2 separate regions of the Homo sapiens genome follow, and region 1 is linked to region 2. The links are chromatin contacts, found by Hi-C or POLR2A ChIA-PET in ENCODE. All regions are on one chromosome and are shown on one strand. Each heading gives the region's core, a stretch centred on a gene start or an enhancer-like site at or near the end of the contact. The rest is flanking DNA. Distances are from core to core; before and after follow the strand shown.

What was found. A loop is a pair of places that touch in the nucleus more often than their neighbours do. ChIA-PET counts read pairs that join two places held with the same protein, here RNA polymerase II (POLR2A). Pooled maps may share reads with other maps.
Region 1: a pooled map shows a loop between it and region 2 (6-fold over the local background). The contact joins the promoter of SUPT5H here to the promoter of ZNF780A in region 2. A Hi-C loop is called at or near these places in 6 of 50 pooled maps. POLR2A ChIA-PET finds 5 or more read pairs at or near these places in 3 of 52 experiments (HEK293, HEK293T and Panc1).

The regions. Positions count from the first base shown.
Region 1 is chr19:39,443,244-39,448,437 of GRCh38, forward strand. It overlaps SUPT5H (SPT5 homolog, DSIF elongation factor subunit), which reads left to right and starts at 2,339. Exons shown (of 30, transcript NM_001111020.3): 1 at 2,339-2,394; 2 at 2,561-2,722. The coding sequence starts at 2,648. RefSeq lists enhancers at 1,582-2,379, 2,139-2,408, 2,380-3,176, 2,549-2,768.
Region 2 is chr19:40,087,585-40,092,616 of GRCh38, forward strand. It overlaps ZNF780A (zinc finger protein 780A), which reads right to left and starts at 3,359. Exons shown (of 6, transcript NM_001142578.2): 1 at 3,322-3,359; 2 at 2,582-2,651. RefSeq lists an enhancer at 3,092-3,633 and a silencer at 3,181-3,510.

The DNA.
Region 1 (5,194 bases), core at 1,089-3,588, 650 kb before region 2:
CATATTGGCCAGGCTGGTCTTGAACTCCTGACTTCGTGATCCGCCTGCCTTGGCCTTCCAAAGTGCTGGGATTACAGGCGTGAGTCACTGCGCCCGGCCCTAATTTTTGTGTTTCCAGTTTAGGGCTATTATGCAACTCTTTCTTTCTAAAATATTCTCAAGTATTCTGATGTGCTACCAGAGTTGAGTTCAGAACCACGGATCCACCAAGGAAGAAACTTCCATGGCTGGGGAAATGACTGTGCCCTCTTTTTTCTGCAGGGAATGGCTTTCTGCAGCAGTGTCTGTAGCGATTTAATATGTAGAATCCTATTTTCTTGTTGTTTTTTTTTTTGAGACGGAGTCTTGCTCTTTTGTCACAGCAACCTCCACCTCTCAAGTTCAAGAGATTCTCCTGCCACAGCCTCCCGAGTAGCTGGGATTACGGGTGTGCGCCACTACGCCACCTGGCTAATTTTTGTATTTTTTAGTAGAGACAGGGTTTTACCATGTTGGCCAGGCTGGTCTTGAACTCCTGACCTCAGGTGATCCGCCTGCCTTGGCCTCCCAAAGTGCTGGGATTACAGGCGTGAGCCACCGCGCCCGGTGGAGAATCCTTTCTTTTTTTGAGATGGAGTCTAGCTCTGTTGCCCAGGCTGGAGTGCAGTAGCACGATCTCGGCTCACTGCAAGCTCGGCCTCCCGGGTTCACGCCATTCTCCTGCCTCAGCCTTACGTGTAGCTGGGACTACAGGCGCCCGCCACCACGCCCAGCTAATTTTTTTTTGTATTTTTAGTAGAGATGGGGTTTCACCGTGTTAGCCAGGATGGTCTCGGTCTCCTGACCTCGTGATCCACCCGCCTCGGCCTCCCAAAGTGCTGGGATTACAGACGTGAGCCACCGCGCCCGGCCCAGGTGTGTCATACTTATGTGAGAAATTTTACCAATGTGTCCTGAGGCTTCTTTTTTTTTTTTTTTTTTTTGAGACTGAGTCTCACTCTCGCCCAGGCTGGAGTGCAGTGGCGCGATCTCGGCTCACTGCAAGCTCCGCCTCCTGGGTTCACGCCATTCTCCTGCCTCAGCCTCCCGAGTAGCTAGAATCACAGGCACATGCCACCACGCCCGGCTAATTTTTTTGTATTTTTAGTAGAGACGGGGTTTCACCATGTTGGCCAGACTGGTTTCGAACTCCTGACCTCAGGCAATCTGCCCGCCCCGGCCTCCCAATGTGTTGGGATTACAGGCATGAGCCACCGCGACTGACATAGACTTCTGATTTTTAAAATTTCCCCTATCAGGTTAATTTTTCAATTTTTAAAAATTTAAGTTTTAATTTTTTTTTTTTTTTTTTTTTAGAGACAGGGTCTCTATTACCCAGTCTGGAGTGCAGTGGTGCAATCATAGCTCACTGAAGCCTCAACATGGGTTCAAGTGATCCTCCCACCTTAGCCTTTGGAGTAGCAGGGACCACAGGCACACGCCACCACACCACATTAAAAAAAACACAAAAATTGGATACATGGGGTCTCAATTTGTTGCCCATGCTAGTCTCAAATACCTGGCCTCAGGTGATCCTCCCGCCTCAGCCTCCCAAAGCGCTGGGATTACAGGCGAAGGTTCATTTTTCATCTCTCCATTACACCTGTCCACTCTGCCATCACTCGTCAGCCGTCATTACTAATAGATAAATTCGCCTTTAAATGAACTTAGGAAGCCTGGAAAGAAAAATAGGGACTTGGGCCGGGCGCGGCAGGTTATGCCTGTGATCTCAGCACTTTGGCAGGACGAGGCCGGAGGATGGCTTTTTAGTTTGAGTTAGAGGAGTTTGAGACCAGGCCGGGCAACAGCCCGACTCTACCAAAAAAAAAAAAAAAGTACAAAAAGAAAGAAAAAGAAGGAAAAACCAGGGCTTCACGGTCACTCAGACTTGGCGAGGAGGCTTGGGTCTGCCGCTTTCCACTGAGTTTTTCTGAGCTTCAGCGTTCTCTCCAAAACGGGGATACGGATCTCCTGGGGATGCTTTAGAGGGCCTAGGAGATAAAGCCTTGTTTCTTTTATAATTTGCTATTCGCTGATTTCGCCGCCTCCTCGCAGCTTGGCCTACCGCGCTAGTGTTCCGGACTAACGAACAAACGGCTCACTAAATTCAAACATGAGTTTCAGCCTGGTCGCCGAGCCGGCGGGTAGAAAAAACCTTTCCCCTCCTAACCCTCCGCAGATGTCGGCCCCGCACTCCGCCCAGGCCAGCCCTGCCTCTCTCAAGATGGCGACCTGGAAGTGCGTCGCCCGTGCCAGCCCCGGAAATCTCGTGTTAGGCGAGGTCAACGGGTAGGTTCTCGCGAGAGGACCCGTCAGCCCCAGTCAGGCGTCGTGCGAACAGCAGCTGGTACCGAAGGCGGAGGTGGAGCCCGAGAGGTAAGTGCGTGTGCAGAGGTGGCAGTTCCGGGCGCCGGGGAGGTGTAGAGAACAGATTCGGAAACTGGGGAGGTCTAGCATGTGGCGTAGGAGGGGGTCCTCACTCCGCTTCGCGATTGCCAAAACGAGCCTGCCGGAAGCGCCCTAAGGGGTTTTCTTCTCCCAGGGAACCAGCGGGGAAACTGAGGCTCGGGGTGGAGCGCAGGATTGTGGGACGCGCCAAGGCTGCTGTCTTTCCCAGCAGCAGCGGAAGATGTCGGACAGCGAGGACAGCAACTTTTCCGAGGAGGAGGACAGCGAGCGCAGCAGTGACGGCGAGGAGGCCGAGGTCTGTGGCTGGGGCGCTGGGGGAGACATTGCGTCTGGGGACAGGACTCCGGGCAGAAAGGCCCCTGTGGGAGGCTCGAGGGGTTCACAGCGGGCTCTGGCTTCTGGGAACTCCCAGATTGTCTCAAGAGATAGAGAATTAGGCAAGTCGAAGTCAAGCAAAGGGACAGGTTCTGGAGGCCAGAAATGGGTCAGGTCCAGTGAGATAACAGGTGATGTTTTGAAAGTTTACTCTGTGTGCATATAGTAAGCACTTAGCATTAGTTTTTTTTTTTAGTTATGTCTAGTCATTCCATAACTATATTTGTAGTGCCTACTATGTACCAGGCGCAATTCTTTGCTCTTAGGGTACACCAGTAAACAAAAAGATTTTAAAAATGTCTGCCTTCGGGAATGTAAATAAATATAGCCAAGGAATAAACTATATAGTAAGCTGGAAGGTACTCTGGAGAAAAGAACAGAAAAGGGGAATGGAGAGTCCTGGTTGCTCTTGAAATAGGGTCATCAGCATGAGTCTGAGGGGTGACATTTGAGCAAAAACTTGTTGGAGGTGAGGGAGTGAGTCGTGGTTAGCTGGAAGTGTAGTGTTCCAGTGAGGGGGACCAGCAGGTGCAGAGATGGGAGTGTGTCCGCCGTGTTCAGGGATTAACGAGGATTTGAGAGGCCAAGCTGGGAGGATCACTTGAGCCCAGAAGTTTGAGAGCAATCTCGGTAACACAACGGGACCCTGTCTCTACAAAAATATAAAAACCATTGGCTGAGGCCGGGCTTGGTGGCTCACACCTGTAATCTCAGCACTGTGGGAGGCCAAGACAGTGGATCACCTGAGGTCAGGAGTTCAAGACCAGCCTGGTCAACATGGTGAAACACCATTTCTACTAAAAATACAAAAAAATTAGCTTGGCATGGTGGCGCCCACCTGTAATCCCAGCTACTCGGGAGGCTGAAGCTGAGAATCGCTTGAACCAGGGAGGTGGAGACTGTGGTGAGCTGAGATCGCGCCACTGCACTGCAGCCTGGGCGACGAGCAAGACTCCGTCTTATAAAAATATTAGCTGAGCTTGGTGGCACGCTTCTGTAGTCCCAGCTACTTGGGAGGCTGAGGTGGGAAGATTGCTTGAGCCAGAAGGTGAAGGTCTAGTGAGCTGTGATGGTGCCACTGCACTGCAGCCTGGGTGACAGAGTGAGACTTTGTCTCCCCACCACCCCCTAAAAAAAGGGGGTCCACTTTGGTTGGATCAGAGTGAGTGCAACAAAGAATTTATGAGAGCCAAGTCATATAGGATCTTGAAGGCTGTGGTAAGGAATTTGGTCTTAACTGAGTAAAATGAAACCACGAAAAAGTTTGAGCAAGTGGAAGATGTGATCTAATGTTTTGAAAGGATCACTCTGGCTTTGGGTCTGTTGTACCTCTGTTCCAGGAACCAAAAAACCAACATTTCCTGGGGCATTTCTGATTTCAAATGTTCTTTTATTTGCCATTATCTTTTTTTTTTTTTTTTTTGAGACAGCATCTCACTAGGTTGCACAGGTTGGAGTGCAGTGGCATGATCTCAGCCCACTGCAACCTCAGCCTCCCGAGTAGCTGGGATTACAGGCATGCACCACCACATCAGGCTAATTTCTGTATTTTTAGTAGAGACGGGGTTTCACTGTGTTGGCCAGGCTGGTCTTGAACTCCTGACCTCAGGTGATCCACCCTCCTTGGCCTCCCAAAGTACTGGGATTACAGGCGTGAGCCACTGCACCAAGCCCATTATCCACCTTTTAAACTTATTTTTGTTTTATTTGTTTGTTGAACAAATCAGTGTTTGCATCTACTACTGTGTTCCACTTACTTCTCAGGTGTCTGGTAGGAAATCTTTGCATTTTTGGAGTTGACATTTAGTAGGTAGCAATCACAAACCAGTAAACAGATGACAGGGTGATTATAGATCCCTTGTTTGATGCACAGAAACTTAAATTGGCTGTTAAATTAGTTGCCAATGCTTGTGAGGGAGATTTAACATAAAGATTAAGATTTCTTTTTCTGGGGAAATGGAAGGAGCTGGCACCCTGGGACACAGAGTTGTTCTGCAGAGCAGCCGTTTGCTTGATGAGTGGCTGCCCTACTTATACAGCTGGGAATTTTCTCCAGTTCCCAGGATATGTTAGTTGCCATTTGTCCTCTTGCTTGCCTTGTGGCAGAGTGAAGAAAAGGAAAAGATTTCATGTGGCTGTGTTCTGGAAAACGTTTGGTAGATGGAGAGTGCTGTGTGTTTCGGGTGACTTGTCCCAGTCACTTATGTTGCCTGCTTATCCTCTGTGGACATTTGATTGCCAATCTTTATTGTGACCTTTGGAGAGTGCCTGGCTTCCAGGCTTGCAGTGAAGAGTTGGAGAAATTGGGATGCTGTGGTGGGAGAGTGACAGGGAGGGCCTTTTCTCTAAGCTGTAGCACTGGATTCTTGGTCTCTGATTCATGGCTTGGAGA
Region 2 (5,032 bases), core at 2,109-4,608:
TAAATGGAGTCACAGGAACTCAGGTTAAGAATTTCTGTCCTACATTCCTTACAGAAACAGGAAAAAAACAAAAATGCTAAAATTTGTATAGAACCACAAAAGACCCAAATAGCCAAAGCAATCTTGAGCAAAAGGAACAAAGTTGGACTCATCAAAACTATCTGACTTCAAGATATACTACAAAGCTATAGTAACCAAAACAACAAGGTACTGACATAAAAACAGACACATAGACCAAAGAAACAGAATAGAGAGGCCCAGAATAAATCCATATATTTATAACCAACCGAGTTTTGAGGAGGGTACCAAGAACATACAATGGGGAAAAGAGAGACTCTTCAAAAAATACTGTTGTGAAAAGTAGGTATCCATATGCAGAAAAATGAAATTAGACCCTTATCTCAAACCATTATACAAACATCAACTCTAAACAGATTAAAGACTTAAATGTAAGATCCTAAACTATGAAACAAATAGAAGAAAACATAGGGGGAAAGCTCTGTGAAACTGATCTGAGCAATGATTTTTTTTGGGATATGACCTCAAAAGCACAGGTAACAAAAGCAAAAATGAACGAATGAAATTATGTCAAGCTAAAAAGCTTCTGCACAGAAAAGGAAACAATCAACAAAGTGAAGAGACATCTTGTAGAATGAGAGAAAATATTTGCAACCATATATATGATAAGAGATTAAGATCCAAAATGTATGCAGAAGTCAAACAACTCAACAGCAAAAAAAAACCTGATTAAAAGATGGGCAAAGGACCTGAACAGGCACATCCCAAAAGAAGACATATAAATGGCCAACAGTTTATGAAAAAATACTCAACATCACTAATCATCAGGGAAATGAAAATTAAACCCGCAATAAGATATTAGCTCATACCTGTTAGGGTGGCTACTGGAAAGACAAATGTTAACAAGTATTGGCAAGAAAAGGGGAACGCTTACACACTGTGGGTGAGAATGTAAATGGGCACAGCCATTATGGAAAACAGTATGGAGGTTCCTCAAAAAATTAGAAATAGAACTACCATATGATCCAGCCATCCCACTACTGGGAATATATCTCCAAAGGAAATGAAATCTGTATGTCAAAGAGATATCAGCATACCCATGTTTATTGCAGCATTATTCACAATAGCCAAGATATGGCATCAACCTACGCGTCTAACAATGAATAAATGGATAAAGAAAATGTGGTATATATGCAGGTATATTTACACAAGGGAATACTATTTAGCCATAAAAAGCAGGAAATTCTGTCATTTGCAAAAACATGGATGAACCTGGAGAACATCATATTAAGTGAAGTAAGCCAAGCACAGAAAGACATATGATCTCACTCTTCAGCCAAATCTAAAAAAGTTGATATCATAGAAGTGGAGAGTAGAATCGTATTTACAGATCTGGGGTAATGTGGGTGAGGGAGGAAGGAGGGCAGTGTTGACTGGGGAAATGTTGGTCAAAGGATACAAAATTTCAGGAAGATAAGAGAAATAAGTTCAGGAGATCTATTACACAACAGGGTATCTCCAATTAATAACAATATTCTGTAGTCTTGAAAAATGCTAGGAGGGTGGATATTAAGTGTTCTCACCACAAAAATGATAACTATGTGAGGTAATGCATTGTTAATTAGCTAGATTTAGTCATTCCACAATGTATACATACCATAAAACTTCATGTTGCACATGATAAATACATACAATTATATCTGTCGATTTAAAAAGAAAGAATTTCTGTCCTAGATCATTTGAGCCCCTCACTCATTTTCTTAATATACAACCAGCAGTCGCAATGAATCACATATTCCCAATGCTCCTGTTCTGTAGAGAGTCAAGGGGAATGACTTAAAATGACTACACAAAAAACAACAGTTAAAACATATTAAACATTATTATATGCCTAGCACTGCTCTAAGGGGCTTTACGATATTAATTCATTCTAATGACAGAACCAATATTCCAACCCAGATACTCTGGATCCACTCCCCTATTCTTAACCACAACAGTGTACTGCCTCTCACAGTACACACACACACACACACACACACACTCACACACACACGCCTAAAACACAACTGGAGCTGCCAAACCTCAGAGAGATCTGGCAAGTATTACAAATATCATCTCATGGACTCCCTGGAAAAATCCTGGCTCTTGTTGATACCAATTTCTGTGCGGTCACTTTTCCACTACCGAATGCCTCACAGGCAATGGAGATCATCCAACCATCTCCATTCTTCCCTGTTTTGAAAAGGAGGTCTGTAAAGACCAACTGATGTCTAGTGTGTGATTCCACCTAAACACTAATCTCCTCCTTCCCAAATATGGGTCTAAAATGGAGCTTTAATATTAACTACTGGAGGTGTATTTCTATACCAGCTTCGAAAAAGAGAGCGCACAGGAAGGTGTGAACGATTTGCCAAATTGTTTTGTGACTATTAAGTGGAAAGGTGAAGGAGGGGGCACGAATCAATTTGCATATCCCCCTAGTTTCACTGAAAATTTAAGGGGAAATCTCAATATTCTAAAATCAAAAACGCATGTCTTGAACAAATACAAAGCACAAACTCACCCTTGACTTTAGGTGTGCAGCAGTAACGCTCTCATCCTCCTCCAGGTCCTTCTTTTGGATAAAAATACGACTGGAGAAGGATACGGCAAGCGTGAGACTCCAGGCATTTCTTGGAGCGCAGACTAAGTTTGAAAACACCCTCCCTCCATAGCCACAATTTCCCTCACTTCACACGAAATAGGAAGGAAGTAAAAGGAAGAGGAATCGATTCAACCAGTACAACCAGTTTGGAGCTGGTTTCTGGGGACAGAGCTCTGAGGACGCTGTGGTTCTCAACATGTAGCTGCCCCCCTGGGGAACACTCGGGGGCACTTCTGCGCTTTCTTGTGTAAAGCTTCATTCTCGGCTCAATATCTGACCTCCCTACTGGGGCCATTCCTCTGCTGCAGTCCCCGCAGCTGTGAAGCGGAAAGAGGGAGGAAGCAGCAGGAGCCTAGGGGCACCGGCACAGTGTCACTCAGCAAAGTGCGCTGCGTCCACACGCCCTCCCGGGCCTGTGCATAGAACCTCACGCACACACTCACAGTCCCCTCCGTCACTCATGATCTCACAATCCCCCTCCTCTGATACCCGCGCACACACACGCCTGGGGATCCGGCAGATCCCGTCTGCACCCCCGGGTTCCTACTCTGAGCGCCTCCCCCTAGGCCACCCGCACTGTCGGGTCAGTCAGGCTGGAGCCCCAATCCGCAGAGATCTCCCGCAGCCACAGATCTCTTCCTCAGACGTGAAGACCTTACCCCGCTATGTCGTCGACCCCGGAGACCGGAAGTGGACTGGCGCGGTGGCCGCTGGGAAATACAGTCCCGAACAGAAAAAGCCTCAGAAGCCTTGAGCTGTGATCCGTTCAGGTTGATCCCAGCATACTATGGGGGCTGACCCCTAAGGGAGCCGAGCCTAGTGGATTCGTGGGAGTTCCAGCCCGCGGGGTGCACAGGTTGTTGCCATGAGCAAGGATCCCCATGTGAGAAGAGCGTTTCCCTCTCGGAGCGTCAGTATAATTTACTTTTTCTCTCCATGGAGAATGCAAATGAGCAGAACTTTTAAAGAAGAAAGAAGAATTTAAAGTAAAATTATGTCAACATGTAGGTGCTTTAACTCCTTTGTCTCAGACCCCAGCGATAGGCTTCCACTTCTCTGTGCTATTTGAAGGGGACTTAGGATAAATTTGAAAAGCTTGAACTAAAGAATTGGTTGGTTATATACTAGGAGAGGAAGTGTGGTTCACATTGGAGATTTCAGAATCAAATGTCCTGGATTCTTCGAGACAATGTTCCTGTTATCTGGAGAGAAAAACGTGATTCAGGACGACATGGAAACGGATAAAAATACACAGATAATTACTTGCCTTATCTTGAAGGATGAATAATTAACACTTTGTTAAAATAGTATAAACAAATGCAAAAAAGGGCTTGCTTTTCCTAGGAAGAGCCTGATTTCACTGTTGTAGTCTAACAATATTTAACTTTCAAAATCATTTTTCTAGTTTCCTATGCTACATAAGGAGGAAACATGTAATAATAAAGAGCAAAACGTCTTTTCATTCCAGAATTGTGACAGAAAACAAATAAGATGATTAACTCAACCATATCAATAATCACATTAAATGTAAATGGTCTAAACACCTTAATTTAAAAAGATTGTCAGATTGGATTTTTTAAAAAGTCAGACCCAAATGTGCATCAATGATAGACTGGATTAAGAAAATGTGGCACATATACACCATGGAATACTATGCAGCCATAAAAAGGATGAGTTCATGTCGTTTGTAGGGACATGGATGAAGCTGGAAACCATCATTCTGAGCAAACTATCGCAAGGACAGAAAACCAAACACCAAATGTTCTCAGTCATAGGTGAGAATTGAACAATGAGAACACTTGGACACAGGGTGGAGAACATCACACACCGGGGCCTATAGTGGGGTCGGGGGAGGGGGAAGGGATAGCATTAGAAGATATACCTAATGTAAATGACGAGTTAATGGGTGCAGCACACCAACATGGCACATGTATACATATGTAACAAACCTGCACTTTGTGCACATGTACCCTAGAACTTAAAGTATAATAAAAAAAGATAATTAAATAAATAAATAAACAAAAAGTCAGACCCAAATGGGTGCTACCTACAGGTAATATGTTAAATGAAAAGCACTAAAAGGTTAAGAGTAAAAGGATGGAAAAATATACACCATCCTAACACTAGTCAAAAGAAAGCTGGAGTGGCTTTATTAAAAACAAAGTAGACTCCGGACATAGACTATTACCAGAGATAAAGAAGGGCATAATAATGATAAAGGAGATAGCTCATCGAGTAGAAAAAAACAAACATAAATTTTGCTCCTAAAAGCAAAGCTTCTAAGTATGGGAAGAAAAATCTATTAGATCGAAAAGGAGACAGATCCACAATTATAGTCAGATATTTCAATATATCTCTCTTGGTAATTGA